Regions from separate parts of the Homo sapiens genome. Here region 2 is linked to region 1. A link is a loop called in an ENCODE intact Hi-C map of the cell type or tissue named here. Cell type or tissue: thyroid gland. All regions are shown on one strand. Each heading gives the region's core, and the rest is flanking DNA. Links, peaks and the distances in the headings are about the cores only.

Region 1 (7,522 bases), core at 1,853-5,852:
AACGCTATGTTAGTGAGTTTTTTCAGGGTAGGTTACTTTTTTTTTTGTTTTGAGATAAAGTCTCGCTCTGTCACCCAGGCTAAAGTTTACTGGCACAATCTCAAATCACTGCAACCTCTGCCTTCCGAGTTCAACCCATTCTTCTGCCTCAGCCTCCAAAGTAGCTGAGAATACAGATGCATGCAAGCCCAGCTAATTTGTGCATTATTATTGTAGCAGGACAAGCTGCAGACAAAACCCTTCAGACACCAAGTTAGAGAAGAAAGGGCTTTATTCGGCCAGGAGCTTTGGCAAGACTCACGTCTCCAACAACTGAGCTCCCCAAGTGAGGAATTCCTGTCCCTTTTAAGGGCTTGCAACTCTAATGGGGTCCATGTGAGAGGGCTGTGATCAATTGAGCAAGCAGGGGTATGTGACTGGAGGCTGCATGCACTGGTGATTAGAATGGAACAGAATAGGACAGGGATCTTCACAGTGCTTTTCTTGTACAAATAACTGATTAGGTCAGGGTTGTCTGCTTATGGATTTCATTTCTGCTTTTTAGTTTTTACTGCTTTCTTTGGAGGCAGAAATTGGGCATAAGACAATATGAGGGGTGGTCTCCTCCCTATTCCCCCCCTTTGAGAATCTCAGTAGTGGGAGTTCTCACTTTCATTCTGGCTACCCGTGTCTTCTTACAAGGCAGATCGATAGTGATTCAAATAGTACACTTGTGCTGAAACATTTTGGTGAACTAAGGTAGCAGTGAAGCTTTTTATCATTTGAAAAAGTACAGGTAGCAAACAAGGGAGCAGTAAGCAGGTTCCTATTACTATTATAACTCTTATTATAACAGTTTTAAATGCTCCTAGCACTGGAAACCATTTTCTAAACTTGGCACCAGGATCAAATCCATGCCACATTTGCACAGGCACATGTGCCAGTTTTGTCATATCTCTAACTATGTCTTCAATTACTTGCCCTTGGTCATCTATGTGTAGACCTCAATTAGTAAGGTTAAATTTCCCACAGACCCCTCCTTCAGCTGCTAGTAAGTAGTCGAGAGCCAATCTATCTTGATAGGTAGGATTTCTCATCTGAGTTTCTTGCCAGGCCAGAATAGTCAAGGCTCTGCCAGTTTTATTAGTGGTTATTTCTAAGACAGCTTGTAACCATATCATTTGGTTGAGCATGTAAATGGGGTTGTAGTATCCCCACGAGCCGTATTGTGCCCAAGTAGCAGGCCCATAATATTGTGTGATTCTCTCAGGGAGCCATTCATCATCTTGCCAATTCCCTATGGCTATGCTTCTCTTTTCATGAGAAGCATAGACAGGGAAGCCAGGAGTTCACCTGTCTTTATGGGCAATAGGAAGAAAGATTGTTTAATAGTGCCAATAACACAACTACCTGCCCACTGGTTGGGTAATTTGGCATAAGCTCTATGCCCACATATCCAGTATAATCCAGTGGGGGCTGTCCAGTCCTGGTGGGACTCTGGGTGGGTCTACACGGTTTGCAACTTTGGGAATTTACTAAATGGATTCCTTTCTGTGTGATTTGAACTGTACCAAGTGACTGTTTTTGTGGTACCATTATACAATTTATGTCCCAGACAAATAAGTTGTCCTATGGGATGAGTGAATTATTTTCCTTCTCTAGCTATGCAATATTGTCCAATAATTGAGGCTTTTAGGGCCCAGAAATTATCAGGGTGATTCTTTTGAGCCAGGAATTCAACAGGAACTGGGTCTATAGGTACTAATCCTTGGGCTTCCCATGGCCAATGATCTCCCATTACAGTTCCTCCACACACATAACATGAAGTGTTATTGAGAGACTGGGCTATGTGCTCAGATAATTGCAAAAACAAATTTCTTGTTTTTCTGGGAATTTTTGGTACTGGTACATTTAGTTCATCATAGGAAGTTTGAAACACTGTCTCAGGAGAGCGTTTGTAAACTTCTCCTCAAACTAAGATATTTACTTGAGGATCCCATCCAGACCCGTCAATTCCTAAGGTCACACACTCCTCTTTTTTCCAGTGAGGATCAAGGGGATTTGTTATTACTAGCTCTGTGGGGTTACATTTTCCCTTAATACAGGAAAGGCTATTTTTTCCTTCCTGAAAGTGGACTGGATCCTTTTCATTTTTTATCCAAGTTGCCCAAGTGACACAAGACCAATATCCACATTCATTGCCACACAATCCTAATTCATGACAAATGTACTTTTTTTCAGTCATATAGCCTTTTTCCCAACTAAAAGAGCGACCTTGCCTTCCTAACTTATTGCTATTAATGACAGCACTGGCATCAAATCTCAAGATTATGCGTTTGGGCACCCCTTTTTATTCTGTTGTGGTCAATACTTTACTTGTATCATTTATGAGTCCCCACCAGACTTCAGTCCTTAATCTTTGTTAAAAAACTGTGGACATGGGAGGCTCAGAACGGTCATAACACACATCTGGCCAGTCTTTTCCTGGGCTACATACCTTGTACTGAGTGCCATTATATAAGCATGTTCCTTTTAAAGTCCCTAGACATTCATAGTAACTATAGAACAGAAAGATTGTTTTAACTTGTTGCCCTACCTCGGTAACCTGATGTATACACTGAGAGCAGTCCTCCATGTGGGGAAAATCAGTGGAAGTTTTTACTATACAAGCCCAAATTATAAGGAAGATGAGTCCCACGATGATCCTCCTCATGCTTTGGCCGTGCATAGACCAGTCAGCTTCTGGGTGTGACTGGAGCAGGGCTTGTCGTCCTCCTCAGAGTCACTTTGTAGGGGGTGTCCGGGCTCGGTTTTGCCTCCCAGGTTTCAGCGGCTGCAGGTTTCACACAGCTGTGGTGGATCCAGGCTGGGATTCCTTCTACCTTTACAGCTGTGGGGGTGGTCAGGATGACGGTCTGAGGTCCTTTCCACCGTGGCCTCAAAGGGGCTATGTTGCAGTCTTTGATCCAAATGCAATCACCTGGAGAGAAAAGGTGAACTGGGGAGAATAAGCTGATGGGACATCTCTCATTTACCCAAGTTGAGATTGTTTGTGTAATTTTTCCTAAAGCCTGTAGCTGTCACTGTAATTCAATTTCACCTAACTCTCAGGGAATGCCTGGAAGCCCCCATAGTATAGGAGGAGGTCTATGATACAGTATTTCATAAGGGGAGTATCCTGTTTTCTTAGAAGGAGTGCATCTAATTTTAAACAATACCATAGGAAGGGCCTGTATCCACTTTAATCCTGCTTCCTGACATACTTTCCCTAAACTATTTTTAATAGTCCGAATCATTGGCTCGACCTTTCCGGAACTCTGAGGTCGGTAGGTGGCATGTAGCTTCCAAGTGATTCCTAATGCCTTTGCTGTCTTCTGTACCAAGTCAGCCACAAACACTGGCCCATTATCTGAGCCGATTCATAAGGGCAGTCCAAACCTAGGAATAAGATCTCAGAGAAGCACACAGGTTACCTTGGGGGCCTTTTCAGTTCTTTTTGGATAAGCCTCCACCCACCCAGAGTAAGTACACACAGGAACCAGCAAATACTTGTTACCTGCACATTTCTGTGAAATCCACCTGAGGATCCTGAAAAGGAGCTGCTACATAAGCTTGTATGCCAGGCAGAACAGTGAGACATTGCCTCATATTGTGCTGTCGGCAAGTAACGCACTGTTTGGTACTGCTTTGGCAAGGGCTGGGAAGCGTGAGATGTAGAAGTACCAGCCTAACAATTTTTCAAATGACTCTTGACCTAGATGAGTGGTTTCATGCATGGCCAATACAATTGTGGCTCCCAGCAACTGCAGCACAGCTACTCTCCCATCTGGCAGTCTGATCCATCCTCCTTTTATTACTTGCCCCCTTCTGTGTGGAAGAAGTCTTTTTCTTTCTTAGGTAGGTACCAGGTCAGGTATTTGAGGGAGTAAGGGGGCTGCTACTGATGCCTAGTATGGGGTAGATGCTGCTTTTCGAGCTTCTGAGTCAGCTCGGGAGTTTCCTAAGGCCACTGAGGTGGAGCCTCACTGGTATTCCCTGCAGTGCATGACTGCCACCTTCTGAGGTTTCCACACTGCCTCCAATAATTGTAGAATTTCTTGTTGATATTTTATGTCCTTTCCCCCAGAGTTTAACAGGCCCTTTTCCTTATATAATGCTCCATGCACTTGGAGGGTTAGAAAGGCATGTCTAGAGTCAATGTAGATATTTACAGTCTTACCTTCACTGAGTTCTAGAGCTCGAGTTAAAGCAGTGAGCTCAGCCTTCTGGGCTGAAGTGCCCTGTGGCAATGGTTTGGTTTCAATGACAGCATCCAAAGTTACCACCGCATATTCTGCACATCTTTCTCCTTGTGGGTTGATGAAGCTACTCCCGTCCAAATATAACTCCAAGTCTACTGATGCCCATGGCTGGTCCCTAAGGTCAGGTCTGCTAGAATAAACTGAGTCCAACACCTCTACACAGTTATGCTCGACTGGGCTCTCTGATACTGGGAGCAGGGTGGTGGGATTTAGGGTGTTACAGACTTCAATGTTTATGTGGGGATTTTCACATAGCAAGCTTTGGTACTTGGTTAATCTAGCATTTGTTAGCCAATGGTGTCCTTTGGTGTTCATCAAAGTTACCACAGCATGGGGGCTTTTATATTCAGATTTGGCCCAAGGGTTAGTTTATCTGCTTCTTGTGCTAACAGGGCTGTTGCTGCCAGGGCCCTTACACATGGTGGCCAGCCTTTGGAGACCCCATCTAGTTGTTTTGAGAGATAGGCCACTGGCCTTGGCCAGGACCCCACAGTCTGGGTTAAAACTCCAACTGCCATTGTTTCTCTTTCTGACACATAGAGTGCAAAAGGCTTTGTCAAATCTGGTAGTCCCAGGGCTGGGACCAATGTAAGTTTTTCCTTTAACTTACAAAAGGCTTGCTGTTGTAGAGGCCCCCATTCAAAAGGCTCCCAGTTGCCCCCCTTTGTAATGCCGTACAAAGGTTTGGCTAGCACTGCAAAGTTTGGAATCCATAATGTGCAAAACCCCACAGCTCCCAGGAATTCCCTTACTTGCCTTCTGGTTTTAGGTTCCGGTAGGCTGCAGATGACCTGCTTTCTTTCTGACCACAGGCTGTGCTCCCCTTTCCAAATAGTGAATCCCAGGTAGCGTACCTGCTGTCTGCAGATCTGAGATTTCTTCTTGGGCACCTTATACCCACAGTCCTCCAGGTGCTGAAACAGGGCATCAACCCTTTTGAGCACCCAACTGCCATGGAGTGTCCCAGCAGAAGGTCATCCACGTACAGGAGCAAGACATAGCTTAGGTCTTTAGCAGGAAACTTTTGCAAGTCTCAAGTCAGAGCCTCCCCGAAGATAGTAAGGGAGTTCTTGAACCCTTGGGGAAGCCAGTTCCAAGTGTACTGAGTAGTGACACCTGACTGTAGATCTTCCCACCGAAACGCAAACAGCTTCTGGCTCTCAGGAGCTATTCTGATGCTACAGATGGCATCTTTTAAGTCCAGATGGGTAAACCAGATGTCCTCAGCCGGCAGCAGCCCTAACAACGTGTAAGGGTTAGGAACTGTTGGGTGCAGAGTCACTGTAGCTTGGTTGACCAAGCGCAAGTCCTGTACTGGTTGGTAGTCCTTGGTCCCTGGCTTAGGGACTGGCAGGAGGGGGGTGTTCCATGGACACTGGCAAAGAACTATAATTCCATAGGCTTTGAAGCACCTGAGATGAACCCGGATTCCTTCGAGAGCTTCCCTGGGAAGGGATACTGCTTTCATCTAATCAGTTGGGCCCAGGCTTAACTTCTATGAGTATGGGGGCTTGGTTGGCCGCCAGTCCTGGAGGATTATCCTCTGTCCATTCTCAAGACCAACGCTCAGCTAGAGCTGGTTGTATCTCTTCCCATTCTTCTTCCCAGGGGACTGTAAGGACAATGATAACTCCTGTTCCCAGTAACTTTAGCTGTAAAGAGCCGTGTTTTGTAAAGGAGATGGTGGCTGTCAGCTTGCTAAGCAAGTCTCTTCCCAGCAAGGGCAAGGAACAGCCAGGCATGTACAAGAACTGGTGAACTACTTCATGTCTTGCCACCGAGTAGGTCCGTGGCAGACAGTAAGTCTACTTAGTAGAAACTCCTGTTGCTCGGATTATATCAATGGTTTTCTTGGACAAGGGGGTGACCGGGGTGGTCAATACCAAATGTTCAACACCTGTATCAACCAAAAACTTAATATCTTTGCCCCCAATTGTAATCCTGACCGTGGGCTCCTTGGGGGTGATTGAGCCCAGTCCCCTTCAGTCCAATAGCCCTTCAGCCAGATTGAATAAAGCTCCCTCATCTTTATCTGAGGTCTTTTGTTCTGAATCATGTTGCTTTTCCTTCAGTTGGGGACACTTATTTTTCCAATGTCCCATTTTCTTACAATAGGCGCATTGGTTACATTGCAAGCGTGGGTGATTAGACAGGGTATTATTCCCAGAACCCCCCTTTCCCTCTCCTTTTGGGGGAATTCCCCTGATGGCCACAGCCAGTAAGTTGGCGTTTCGCCTGGCCTGGCTTTCACCTTCCTTACGGCTTTCTCTGTGGCTTGTTGCATCTCTATTCAAACACTTGATTGGCTATTTCCAGTAACTGTGAGATATTCATACACTTAAGCCCAGCCTGTTTCTGCAGTTTTCTCCTGATATCTTCCACGCTTTGACTAACTAAGGCCATGTTGATCATGTGCTGATTTTCAGGGCTATCTGGATCAAAATGAGTGTACATACTGTAAGCCTCACACCGTCTTTCATAGAATTGCGCTGGACTCTCCTCTTTTTCTTGGATGACCTCAGAGATCTTATTTACACTTGTAGCCTTTTAAGCCCCTTTCTTTAGACCTTCTATTCATGCATCATGGTACTGTCTTAGCCTCTCCATGTCTGGTCACTAGTTCAGGTCCCATTGGGGGTCTGTTCCTGGCAGCTGAATTCTTATATATTCTTGGGGATTTTGGTAATCCACTGGGATGTGCTCCTCTGGCCACTTAGTTGCCACCCGGAGCACCCTTAGCCTTTCATCAAAGAGGTACATGAACAGCTGGTGGCAATCAGCCCAAGTAGGATTATGAGTGTGTATAATAGTTTGGAGCAAGTCAATTAAAGCTTGAGGCTTTTCAGTGTAAGCAGCAGTATTATTTTTCCAATTGATGAGGTCAGCAGAGGTGAAAGGTTGATACACAAAGTCACGCCTTTCCACCATGTGTCCATCCTCATCTACCCCAGTATATCACTGCTGTCTCAGGGGCATTTGGATTCCAGTCTTGGGCCGTAAGTGAGCTGCCAAGGGAGGAGTTTCTCCCGTGGCTTCACTTCCTCTTTTGTCTACTCTGGGTGGTCTAGGAGTGTGGCTATCTGGTGGAGGTGTGGGTGCTGTGGGCTCAGGAGTGGGAAGCCCTTCCTCTTGCAATTCTGACCATGATTCTTCTGGTATTGGGTCAGACAGGGCTTTTGGTGCCGGCTTCCCTCAGCAGGTGGAGTGAGAACCTTCCTTAACTAACTGTCCCTTTGCTACTA
Region 2 (7,522 bases), core at 1,776-5,775, 140 kb before region 1:
TGCCAATCAATCTGGAGTCATAAAAGGTACAGTAAAAAAAGTTCGAGAAAATCTAGATAGGCACCAACAAGAACGAGAAAATAACATCCCCTGGTATCAAAGCATGTTTAACTGGAACCCATGGCTAACTACTTTAATCACTGGGTTAGCTGGACCTCTCCTCATCCTACTATTAAGTTTAATTTTTGGGCCTTGTATATTAAATTCGTTTCTTAATTTTATAAAACAACGCATAGCTTCTGTCAAACTTACGTATCTTAAGACTCAATATGACACCCTTGTTAATAACTGAGGAATCAACAATTTGATTCCCCGAAAACATGGGTGGTGAATGTAATGCCCAACATTGTTTTTACTAACCCTGTTTTTAGACTCTCCCTTTTGCTCTCTTAATCACCTAGCCTTGTTTCCACATGACTAAAACTCTCGCTTAGCTGAGAAAGCCGGACGAACTCCATCTGGCCCCCTTGATTTGTAAGACATTAAGGACTCCTTACCCACCCCCTTCTTCAAGGAGTTAACTTGTGTAAACAGATTCTCAACATATCAAAAGAGTCCAATTAACTGATAAGGTACTGAAACAAACAATGTACGAAGTTCCCAGGATTTTGCTCAAAAGATAACACCACAAAGCCTTGAGTCTGTGTCCGGCATAGCACCCATATCTAACATCTTATGAAGGATTTAGAGCCCCCGCACCTGCTACCGTTGCTTTTCTGTAAACATTTGTCTTTTAAATTGTCTGTTTCTCTGTAATCATTTGTCCTTTTAATTTTTGCATGTTTTTACTTCTGTAGAATTGTTGCGTTTGAGCTCCCCTCCCCTTCCTAAACCAAAGTATAAAAGAAAATCAAGCCCCCTCCTCATGGCCGAGAGAATTTTGAGCGTTAGCGGTCTCTTTGGCCACCGGCTAAATAAAGGACTCTTAATTCATCCCAAAGTGTGGCGTTTTCCTACCTTGCTCGGGTATAACATGCTAACAGAAGAGAGTATGAGATTATTCTGTTAAAAAAATGATTTATCATTAACCACCGTAAATCCCCTTAACCCAGCAGGTTTCCCAACAGGGAGTCTAAACCTTAATTACCATAGAAAAGTCTGACCAGACCTAGGAGGAACTCCCTTCAGGACAAGATGATAGATGGTTCCTCCTGGGTGATTGAGGGAAAAAGGCACAATGGGTATTCAGTAACTGATAAGGAAACTCTTGTAGAAGCAGAGTTAGGAAAATTGCCTAATAATTGGTCTGCTCAAACGTGGGAGTTGTTTGCATCCAGCCAAGCCTTAAAGTACTTACAGAATGAGGAAGGAGTCATCTATACCAATTCCAAGTTAATACGGACTGAACAAGGTCTTATTAATAGCAAATAATAATTGAAATCCCAAATTGACAAGGTTTTCAACAAAAGTAAAGTTTGCTGAAAGTTAACAGTGTTAACATGTATTATCCTAACTTCTAATCTTGTGGCCTTAAACAGTCTAGTCCACAGACAGGAAGGAAGTTCGCATTGGAGAAGAATGGTTATCATCTTTGAAAGAAAAAAAAGGGGGGGAGGAGAATTTATGTAAAAAGGGATGTTATATGGTAAATTCTTGTTCTAAAATAAATTAACTGTTTGCTTAAAGAAAGGGATGTTTGCAACAAGTCAGAAAGTTGAGGCATGTGAAGAATTATTTTTGAAAGCCTTGAAAAATGTTATAAAGGGAATTTATGCAGGAAATGTTTTATAATTTAAAAGTAATTAGGCGTCCTGAATGTAAAACTATTGAAGAAACAATTTACTTGCAAGGTGTGTAAGGAAAGTAAAATATACTTTTGGTAAAAGGATTATAAGGAGGCATAAGAATGTGGATTTTTACCTACACTTAAAGGTTAAAAAAATTTATTTTAAAGGTCTCAGCAAGTTTTGAAACATTAATTGTAAAGAAAATTCTGTGTGTAAACATATGAGCTAAAGTTAAAGGGGTATCATCCAGTTTTTCTGTGAACTGGACATTAAAATAAAAGCACAACAGGTTTTTCTTAACTTGCTCTTTAACAAACTTTAACAACTAACTTGCTCTCTAACAAAAATTATAAAAGGTTAAAAAGAGTCTATAAAAATCTTACCTTATGGTCAGACATTAAAAGTTGGATAAATATGTCTACAAGGTTTTATTAAAGTTAAGTTTAATATTAATAACACTAAATTTAGCTTATCTCATATAAAAATCATATGGGAAGCATTTTAAAATATAAAATGGTGTTTGACTTTCTTTGGTCTGAAATCTAATAAAAATAGGTACTAAAGAAAATTTCTCAACAAGAACGCACCAAGGACTATAAAGTCCACTGTTGAGGTCCCCACATTTAAAACAAAAGATCGATTTCTTAGAAATCTTATACTAAGCGTATCTTCCACTTTACTTTCCCTCAAAACTAAAAGTCTTTTAGCACAGGTACCACCCCTAGAATTTCTGGTAAACCAGCACCAGCCTTGGGATCACGTTCTCATCAAAGGGTGAAAAGAAGGAAAACTCAAGTCAGCCTGGGAAGGACCCTATCTTGTGCTGCTAACTGAGGCTGCTGTTCATACTGCAGAAGGGGGATGCACACATCACACCTGAGTCAAGCAAGCGCCATTATCATCAGAATCATGGGCCATTGTTCCTGGATCAAGCCCTACCAAATTAAAGCTAAGAAAAGCTCAGTCTAGCTATACTTTCCTTTCCTTTCTTAACCCAGTGCTTATATTCATTACTATTCCTACCACTATCAACTCTAACCCCACTTTAGAGCACTTCTATGATTTAGGAGCAGAGGTCACTGGAAAGGATCCTATACGATTCTTTAAGATGCGCATTTTTCTCCCTCCTCCACCTCCTACATCTGCCCTGTTCCCAAACCTATGACACCAAACTATGCCTCACCTCATGCCAAATGACAAAAGCAAGCTCTCGGTAGTAGAAATAGGAGATCTGAGGCAAACCATAGCCATTGAAACAGGATATAAAGATGTAAATGCCTGGATAAAATGGATTAAAGATTCCATTCACGCTTTAAACAGAAGTGGCTGTTATGCTTATGCGGATGGTAGGCCAGAGGCCCGGGCTGGGCCTTTCCACTGGGGTGGTCCTCAAATCAAGTGGACACGGAGTGCATGACCGCTGTTTTTCAAGATTCCACTGCCTGGAATAACGAATCATGCCAAGCTTTCTCTGCTATTTCCTGAAGTCCAACACCCTGTGGGTCAGCCCCTGAGCGCCATCCAGCCTCCATCTTCCAAAACCAATTTTACATCGTGTCTCCAATGACAAGGGAAAAAATTTGGCATTCCGTGGAAACTTTACAGGATGCAGTGAAGTCCGGCATTTCCTAGAGCTGACCCATTAGTCTGCTCTTATTCATCCCTGAGTGGATGTATGGTAGTATTATGGAGGACCTTTACTGGACACTCTGCCAGATAATTAAGAGCAGTACTTATGCTCTAGTTCAATTGGCTATCCCTTTTACTCTGGCATTTCCTCAACCAGAGGAAGGAAAAATAAGATATCATAAAGTGAGAGAAGCTCCTTATGGGTCTTTTGACTCTCAAGTCTATTTAAACGCAATTGGAGTCCCACGGGAAGTACCAGATCAATTTAAAGCCCAAAATCAGGCCGGGCACGGTGGCTCACGCCTGTAATCCCAGCACTTTGGGAGGCCGAGGCAGGCGGATCACGAGGTCAGGAGATCGAGACCATCCTGGCTAACACGGTGAAACCCCGTCTCTACTAAAAATACAAAAAATTAGCTGGGCGTTGTCGTCGGCGCCTGTAGTCCCAGCTACTGGGGAGGCTGAGGCAGGAAAATGGCATGAACCCAGGAGGTGGAGCTTTCAGTGAGCCGAGATCGTGCCACTGCACTCCAGCCTGGGCAACAGAGCGAGACTCCATCTTGAAAAAAAAAAAAAAAGCCCAAAATCAAATAGCTGCAAGATTTGAGTCAATATTTTGGTGGGTGGCAATTAATAAATGTAGATTGGATAAACTACATCTATTACAACCAACAGCGATTTATTAACTGCACTAGAAATGCTGTTAAAGGAATAGCTGAGCAATTAGGGCCTATTAGCCAGACGGCTTGGGAAAAATAGAATAGCCTTAGACATAATATTAACATACAGAGAAGGAGTTTGCATCATGATTAAAACTCAATGTTGTACCTTCATCCCAGACAACACTGCCCCTGATGGAAATACAACAAAGGCATTGCAAGGTCTGACTGCTCTGTCCAATGAGTTAGCCAACAATTCAAGTGTAAATGACCCCTTTACAAGATGGCTAGAAAAGTGGTTCAGTAAATGGAAAAAAATAATAGCCTAAATTCTTACTTCCCTTGCAGACGTAATGGGTATACTTCATCTTGTCAGGTGCTGTGTCACACCATGACTCCGTGAGTTGGTGCAGAGGCTTATAAAAACAGCACTTACTAAAACCTCCCTTAATTATCCACCACCTTATCCATAGAAGCTTCTTTTGGAAAATCAAGCAGAACAACTAAGCCAAGACATGTTAAAAAAAATTTGAAAAGAAAGGGCTGTAAGGAAATGCAAGAGGAGGGGTTGTTAGATATGACTTCTAAATTTCTTCTCAAAGAATCAATATGTCAGTATGTTCAATTCTTTGCCTTCTACTTTTAAGCTTAACTTCCTCATAAAGCAACCTTTTTCAATTACCTGCTCCACCCTGACTCATTCCCATTACCTGCTACCTGCTCTGCTCTGACTCATTCTCCACCCGGCATAACCACTTTTTCCTACCAAACCACTTACCCCGTCACTCTCTTTAAATTAGCCAATCGGAATGAGTTTAGCCTGTCTGGTCTAACCCTAGCCAATAGGGGAAAGACACAGCAGCAGGGTCCACGTGCATCAAAGATAAGAACCCCTTTACCTCCCTTGTCCGGGTATGCGCTCACCATTGCTCCATCTGTAAGGGTGCACCCTTCTATAGAAGTACCTCGGCTTGCTGAGAATTAAAAAGAAAATGTTATATTTGAGTGCTATTTCTTTAGCCGCACCGAAACTTTATAACAGTACCTTCTACACGTGTTCCCATGTGACTAATCTTTTACTGCATAATTTTTAATAGAAATAATAAAATAATACATATATTGTCTGAAAAAAGTAGATATATTTGCTTTTCTTATGGAGGTGTAAAATGCAAGCAACTTAGCCAGGTACTGTGGCTCATGCCTGTAATCCCAGCAGTCTGGGAGGCCAATGCAGGTTGATCACTTGAGGTCAGGAGTTCAAGACTATTAGGCCTCTGAGCCCAAGCTAAGCCGTCATATCCCCTGTGTCCCACACATATACATCCAGATGGCCTGAAGCAAGTGAAGAATCACAAAAGAAGTGAAAACAGCCAGTTCCTGCCTTAACTGATGACATTCCACCAATTTGTGACCTGGAGGGGCATTCTCAGTACACTTTTGAGTAGAAATGTTCAGGAAGCAGGATAGTAGCCTGCTGGGAACATTAGTAAGAGGGGCTGCAAAGAAGATAATCAAAATATTGAATAAGGTGGGGTCAGGAGTTTGAGACCAGTCTGGTCAACAAGGTGAAACACTGTGTCTACTAAAAATACAAAAATTAGCTGGTGGTCATGGTGGGTGCCTGCAATCCCAGATTCTCAGGAGGCTGAGGTGGGAGAACTGCTTGAACCTGAGAGGCGGAGATTGCAGTGAGCCGAGATGGCACCACTGCACTGCAGAGATGGCACCACTGCACTGCAGCCTGGGCGACAGAGTGAGACTCCATCTCAAAAATAATAATAATTTATTTTGGCCACTGAAGACAAACTCAGCTGATTGTTTTAATGAGAATAAGGAGAAAATATGCAGAGTGTGTATCTGGCATTGTGATAAGTAAGAAAAGAGAGCATTATCTAAGTCGTAATGGGAAGAGTGTTTCTTTCCACAAACTGTTACTGGAGCACACAAAGGATGTAGAATTTTATTAATCGCAAATATTTTTTATGATTTTGTGTTTCATCTTTCCCCATCTCTTTTCTTTGTTCTATGCATTTCTTCCATTTGGCTTTTCCTGGGCTGCATTTTATATATATGAAACCGGTAAACGTAACTACAGTGTTTTGCTGAGTTCTGTGAGTAGCTCTACCCAATTATTCAACTTCAGGGAGGTTATGGGAGTCCCCAGTTTTTAAGCAGCAGCTCAGAAGCATAGATGGGCCCATGGGGTTTGTGACTGGCATCTGCAGTGAGGACAATGTTGTGGAACTGAGCCCTGAATCAGGGTCTGTGCTGACTCTGGGTGGTGTCAGATTTCAAATGTTAGACAATGAGTTGGTGTTGGAGAATTATTTGATGTTCAGCAAACTACAGATTTGGTGCCAGAAAAAAGATATCATGGAGCCCTGGCCTGGAATAAAATTCTGGGTGTTTGGGAATGGGACTGAAAACTTAGAGGAAAGGAGCGCTGATGACAGACCCCCTTTTCTTGCAGCTGTTACCACAGGATTCCCACCCACTCACAAACACACACACTAGACATTGACATGTCCACACTCCTCCCAGGACTAGGCACCACCCTCAGGAACTTCACCACGGCATTTTTGATCCAAGAGTTTCTTGCCAAGAACCCACAAGTCTCTACAAATCTGGCATATCCCCCTCCCTGGACACCGAATCTGCAGCAGCAACCTGTTTTCTCCACCAACCTAGGGTTCTGGACCTGCTTTTCACAATCTCGTCTGCCTGCATTCACACAGAAATAAATCAGAGTACAGCCCCACTGGGCCACTATCTGTAGCGAAAATCAGTCCACTTACCTACATTGCAATCTCCCCGACCCAGGAATTTTTTTTCTTTTAGCTCTTATTTTTGGTTTGGGGTACACATGTGGGTTTGTTACACAGCTATGTCATGGGGTTTGGTGTGCAGATTATTTTGTCCCTGAGTTACTACCTGTAGCACCAAACAGGTATGTTTTCTGATCCTCTGAGTCGTCCCATACTCCACCCTCAACTAGGCCTCAGTGTCTGTTTCTCTCTCTCTCTTTTTTTTATTTTTATTTTTGAGACCGAGTCTCGTACTCTTTCCCAGGCTGGAGTGCAGTGGTGCCATTTCAGCTCACTGCAAGCTCTGCCTCCTGGGTTCACACCATTATCCTGCTGCCTCAGCCTCCTGAGTAGCTGGGACTACAGGCGCCCTCCACCATGCCTGGCTAATTTTTTGTATTTTTAATACAGACAGGATTTCACTGCGTTAGCCAGGATGGTCTCTATCTCTTGACCTTGTGATCTGCCCGCCTTGGCCTCCCAAAGTGCTGGGATTACAGACATGAGCCACTGTGTCTGGCCTGTTCTCCTCTTTGTGTTCATGTGTTCTTATTATTTAGCTCTTACTTATAAATAATAACATGCATTTGGCTTTCTGTTTCTGCATTAGTTTTCTTTTTTTTGTTTTGTTTTGTTTTTTTGAGAAGGAGTTTTGATCTTGTTGTTTAAGCTGGAGTGCAATGGTATGATCTCGACTCACTGC

What was found. Hi-C counts contacts between places; a loop is a spot of excess contacts. Peaks named below come from ENCODE experiments on the same cell type or tissue, not always from the same donor. Only the 100,000 strongest peaks of a DNase experiment are listed, where the experiment ranks them.
Region 2: a loop joins it to region 1, with 2.4 times the contacts of the local background. A loop is called at or near these places in 1 of 110 quality-filtered maps.

Annotation. Positions count from the first base shown.
Region 1 is chr19:20,509,726-20,517,247 of GRCh38, forward strand. All of the region lies in intron 2 of LOC105372316 (a long non-coding RNA gene), which reads left to right. Among named protein-coding and RNA genes, the nearest start is that of ZNF737, 52 kb to the right of the region's middle. In thyroid gland, for the core only: a CTCF peak has its summit at 4,043; DNase peaks (open chromatin) are centred at 3,676 and 3,966; H3K27ac peaks cover 3,054 bases.
Region 2 is chr19:20,371,021-20,378,542 of GRCh38, forward strand. No RefSeq gene overlaps it. Among named protein-coding and RNA genes, the nearest start is that of MIR1270, 25 kb to the right of the region's middle. In thyroid gland, for the core only: no CTCF peak of the experiment used is centred there; no DNase peak of the experiment used is centred there.